Linked DNA regions of Mus musculus: region 1 is linked to region 2. The links are chromatin contacts, found by Hi-C in ENCODE. All regions are on one chromosome and are shown on one strand. The core of a region is the stretch at or near the end of the contact, and the rest is flanking DNA. Distances in the headings are between cores, read along the strand shown. Region 1 has its middle 32 kb from the start of Gm34542. Region 2 holds the start of Olfr1261 (olfactory receptor 1261).

Region 1 (2,700 bases), core at 173-2,672, about 80 Mb after region 2:
TGGATCAAGTAAGACCTTTCTCTCTATGCCAGCCAAGCTTGTTTTCCCACTTGTGGTTTTGGTCTCATTATATAGCACAAGCCAGCTTCAAATCTGAGATCCCCCTGCCTCTGCCTCTTAAATGTTAGCATTCGAGGCAGGGCCCCCTATGCCTGGCTTGTCCATGTGGTTTCCAATCCGCATAGCAGAAGAGAGACCAGAGACTCAGGAAGTAGCCTGGCCTTGTTTACGGCTTTCATACATTTTATGACAGGGTAGGTCTGTGCCAAAAAACTGATCACCCACCTGTGTGTAGATGAGATCAGCAAAGGCAAGCAAGGTGAAGCACGCCATGGTCGTGCTGGCAAGAATTAACATAAGGACACAAGGAAAGCAGCCTCCTCCGGCCACGAATTGCGTATCTCTCCTCTCTCGCTTCTGTCCACTGAGGGCATTTTTTTTTTTAACTGGGTGGCAGGAACGGTTTCATTAAGTATGTTCCCCGACTTATCAGGTGCCTCTGGTTCTAAAATGTTCATTCCCAGGGCCCTCGGAGAAACCCAGAGATGAAATCTTCCAAGCTAATGATAACACTTCCAGTAGTTTCCACTCCAGGCAGGGCCTAATTATATGTGATTTTTACAGTAGTATCCGCAGATGAGACAGATAAGCCGACTCCATTCTGTCTGGAGTATGTCTTGCGCGGACAACCTTAATTGAATCACTGTTAACCCCTCCCCTTGGCTGCTAACTGGCACTCTGGAAGTGCCCATCGAGGTTCAGCTATTGTCGGAGCAAAGGCTGTTACTGCTCTCTTGTTTGTATTTTAGCCCGGAGACTGCAGGAGGGAAAGGCAGTTTGGCAAGTGTGTAATGATAAAGGAATCATTTGGTTTAAACACTCTCACCTAACAGCTTCTTATTATTGTTCCTAACTTCCAGAGCAATGCTGCTTTGGGCGTGGGTGAGCACACTATTGGGGGAAAGCTTTGATATTACAGATAAAGAAGAAAAAGGAAAAATAAAAATAAAAGCAACAGGGTTCCGCCTTTGAGTTAGGAACGGCCTTTAAAAGGCATCCAAAGAAAGTTGGCTCAGTCTGAACTGGGAGAAGAAAAGGAGCCAGGGAAAGTTTGATTTGACTTCCTCTGCGCTTTGTTTATAGCGAGCGTTGGAGCAGAAAGGCTCGAGAGGGAGAGCCCTGATCCACTTGCTGAATGCAGAGATAGATGCGCGCGAGTGGGTGTCGAATTCACCGTGTGCAGGGGACGAGAAAAGTCCCGATCCACCGGGACCCAGAGTACGTTTCTCAATTCGGTTACGATCTGAAAAGAGAGCCAAGGTCTCGTTGGCGAGTGTCGCCAAGTACTCCCCCGCCCCTTCCCTGTGGCCACAGAAAGGTCTGGTGGGGGTGGACAGGGCAGTGTGGCCAGCCTGTTGCCATGGAGGCGGCTTAATCTGAAGACAGTCGAATTCAAAGCTCACAGTAGAAAGGATGGGATAGCATTGAAATGGTGACCGTTTACTTAGAAGAATGCCCAAGCTGTAGCGCACAGAGATAAGCTGCGGCTGACATCTCTCCAGCCGGCCGAAGCAGCCAAACCGGTTGGGCAACTTTCTTTCTTTTCTTTTTCCTTTTTCTGTTGGATCAGGCCAGTACTGAATAGCAACTAGCAACCTGGGACTGTAGGGAAAAAAGAGAACCCCCCCCCCCCCCCCCCCCCCCCCCCCCGCTTCCCAAGTTCTCCTTGTGTTTGAGAGGAAAAAAGGGAGACCTAGAGATTTAAATAACTTTTCATCTTGAATTTGTTGTTTTCTTGTTTCTAACAAAACTATTTAGTTGATGTCTGCCATGTTGTCTTGTTCAGGAGAGGATTGCCGCTGGTGGGTTAAACCGCAAACTAAGGAAGGGAAACATACAGTGTATCAGAGAATGTATTAGCTTCTGCAGACTTCTTGGAGACTCTCCTCTCGCTGGCCCCTGGGACACCAGAAGGGACTGGGCAAGGTGGAGTTAGAAACGGGGGGGGGGGGGGGGGGGACCAGAGTGAGGATGGAGTGATAAAGGGGACCAGGGGGAGGAGCTTGCTTCGATTGCTTCCTTGGGTGTCTCTATTTCACTAAAGCACTCCTGTGTTAGTGTAAGAATTGCCATGACGCTTCAGAGCCCCGGAAAGAGATTACTGCAAAACTAAGCCCCGGGACATTTTAAGGGGACTGCTACAGCACACAGGCACCTCAGACTTCCTGGGTTAGCATCTGAAGCGCTTCTACCTTGGAGCGCCGGACTCCAACACTTCTCTCCTAGCTCCTGCTTCCGGCCAGGCTGTGTGCTCTCGGTGTTTTGTGGAAGAAACCTGGATCAGGATTTGAGCGACACAAAGCTCGGTGTTCAGTGAACTCTCCCGGTTGTGGCTGAAACACTGCAAAAACAGTTCCTTTGGGGTGGAACTGATCTTGGCGCCAGACAACCATCTTTCCAGTGCTAAGAGGCCTAGTGTCGATGTTTCCAGAAGACTCAGAAATTGCAGGGTTTCGGACTCTCTGAGTTCTTGTTTTACAGGGAGACGAACATTTAAAAAACACAAAGTCATACTTGGCTATTCCTCATAAAGGCTCTCTTGCCCTTCATAGGATGCGTACAGGACTCCTAAGTGTGTGCTTCCGTTTGTGTTTTAAATGGCCTATCTTCTAAGGGGTCAGCCATAGCCTTTGCTTCTCA
Region 2 (2,700 bases), core at 18-2,517:
TGAAGTTAGAACCTCAAGTAATAAATACACTGAGAATGATTAACCACATAGACCTCTATAGAAGACCCATGAATAGGAGGAAAATCCTCAGGTAATAAGCCACTCTAAAATCCAAATAGATTTCTCTTCATTTTTATTGTAACAGAGGGGTCTTGATGCTCAGCTCTCTATCCAGAATTTGGATATTACAGGAGAAAAATTATGTGGCTTTATGTTTTTGGAAGATGTTGTGGAAAGAGGCACAAATGGGAAGAAAAAGAATAAATTTTCTCCTTTGTGAGACCACTGACATACTAGTGAAAGTCACAGTTAGAGTTAAGAGAAAATATTTCTTATAGCATTAATCAACATTTCTACCATTTGTCTACTTTGAATGTATACCAAAAACAGAAATTATATTCTTAGGTGTCCTCACATCATGTAGCTTCATTTATAAACAATACAAAACAGCAGAATTTTCCCCGACCTTTAACATGATCCTAATTGAAGAAATAGTTTAACATTTAGAAAAAAAACTATAAAGTACTGTGATGACTAGAGGCACTTTGTACCCTTAACATGTATGCATCCAACAATACGAAGAAATCATGAAAGGATCATGAAAGAAGGAACCACGAGAAGCCTGGCACAGAGCTGCTGTTCTAGAATTAATCATACTCAATGAGATATAAGCACAAATGTTCTTTTATTTTCCATAATAACTCTGTAATTCTGTCTCTGTCCCTGGGTTCATGTGCATCCTATGATACAGAGGAATGATACATACATAACACAGACCTTTACATTGAGTGAGGCTTCAAGCTTTAGTTCTTTAGTGTCTCACTTACTTTCATGCACACTGAGTTCATAGACCTTTAACAGTCACAATCATGCACAAATGTAATTTCAAACAAATTGAGATTCATGATATTTGTCCTATAAGAACTAAACCCAGCACTGAAAGAAAGTCCTATTTGAGATTATCCCCTGGATTTAATTTTAAAAAATAATTGGCAGTAAATCATCAGCCAATAAGCATAAAAGACTTTGGTTGGTTGAACTATTACAATAAAGTATTAGTAGTAAGCCAATCTACTTCTCATCTTCAAAATTACCTGCACAGTGATCTTAATTGAAGAAGTAAGAATGTAGGGTTTTTTCATTGTTTCAGACATTCCAACAATGAGATCACAAAATACTTTAGCTTAGAGTTTAAAATATCACATGGATATTCTCTTGTTTTACAGATGATCATATCCACAGAACCTGAACTAACCCAAGGAAAAGGATGAGCAATGTCACAGAATTTATCCTCCTGGGCCTGACCCAAGACCCAGATCTGCAGAAATTCTTATTCATTGTGTGCTTAATAATCTATTTGATCACACTGGCTGGTAACATGCTCATCTCAGTCACCATCTTCATCAGCCCAGCCCTGGCCACTCCCATGTACTTCTTTCTTTCCTACTTGTCCGTCATAGATGGTTTCTACTCTTCTTCCATAGCACCCAAAATGATCTATGACCTAATCTCTGAGAAGAGCACCATATCCTTCAATGGCTGCATGACTCAGCTTTTTGTGGAGCATTTTTTTGCTGCAGCTGAAATCATCTTGCTGATGTCCATGGCCTATGATCGCTATGTAGCCATCTGCAAGCCCTTGCACTACATGACCATCATGAACCGACCTCTGTGTGTATTCCTGGTGGGGGCTGCTGTAATCTTAGGATTCATCCATGGAGGGATACAGATTTTGTTTATGGCCCAGTTACCATTCTGTGGCCCAAATATCATTGATCACTTTATGTGTGATTTAATACCACTCCTGGAGTTGGCCTGCACTGACACTCACACTCTGGGACCCCTGATCGCTGCCAACAGCGGGTCACTGTGTTTACTCATTTTCTCTATGCTGGTTGCTTCCTATGTGGTCATCCTTCGCTCCCTGAGAAATCACAGTGCAGAAGGGCGTCGCAAAGCCCTGTCTACCTGTGCCTCTCATGTCACCGTTGTTGTCTTATTCTTTGTTCCTTGTTCATACCTGTACCTAAGGCCCATGACCTCCTTCCCCACTGACAAAGCTGTAACTGTGTTTTGCACCCTAGTGACACCTATGCTGAACCCTCTGATCTATACCCTCAGAAATGAGGAAGTCAAAAGGGTTATGAAGAAGCTCTGGGGTCGAATGAGGAAAGCTGGTGACATGTAATCCTGGTGATTTTTATTCTTAGAAACAGTCTTTAGCGCTGTTCAATGGACAGTTGTTCTCCTTAAATGGTGGTGGTGGTGATAATAATAAATTATATATTATCTGTACTATTTTTCCACTGAATAATAATTATATATTTAAATGGAATACATTGTGACAATCCATGCAGATGTGATCAAATCATCGTGAAAAATGTTTCTATCCTTTTGAGATTTGACCTTCTGATATGTATTATAATGATACGTACTGCCCCCAAGACCTGGTTGGGCCCAGGAATGAGTGAATCTGCATGTACAATGCTCCTTAATTTAAAACTATTGGTTAAATTAAAATGCCAACAGCCAATAGCTAACCAGAAGAGACCTAGGCAGGGTTTGGAGTTCCTGGGCATGGGGTCTGAGTGACCACTCAAGGAGATTCAGGAGACTGAAGAAGTGGTGAGAGGAGAAGATGCCATAGGGTAAGAATCTTAAAATCATGGTGATGAGGGCTGGCTAGCTGAAGTTAGAGCA

Evidence for each region. A loop is a pair of places that touch in the nucleus more often than their neighbours do.
Region 1: a loop to region 2 is called in a map of regulatory T cell, with 158 times the contacts of the local background. The contact joins the enhancer-like site here to the promoter of Olfr1261 in region 2. A Hi-C loop is called at or near these places in 2 of 37 maps with a recorded cell type or tissue (T-helper 17 cell and regulatory T cell).

What each region holds. Positions count from the first base shown.
Region 1 is chr2:170,286,234-170,288,933 of GRCm38, forward strand. No RefSeq gene overlaps it. Among named protein-coding and RNA genes, the nearest start is that of Gm34542, 32 kb to the right of the region's middle. Within about 2 kb of position 1,423, at least 1 of the 3 ENCODE cell types and tissues checked has a DNase peak (open chromatin) inside an H3K27ac peak, as active enhancers do.
Region 2 is chr2:89,992,128-89,994,827 of GRCm38, forward strand. Olfr1261 (olfactory receptor 1261) reads left to right here and starts at 1,268. Exons shown (of 1, transcript NM_146474.1): 1 at 1,268-2,188. The coding sequence starts at 1,268. The coding sequence ends at 2,188.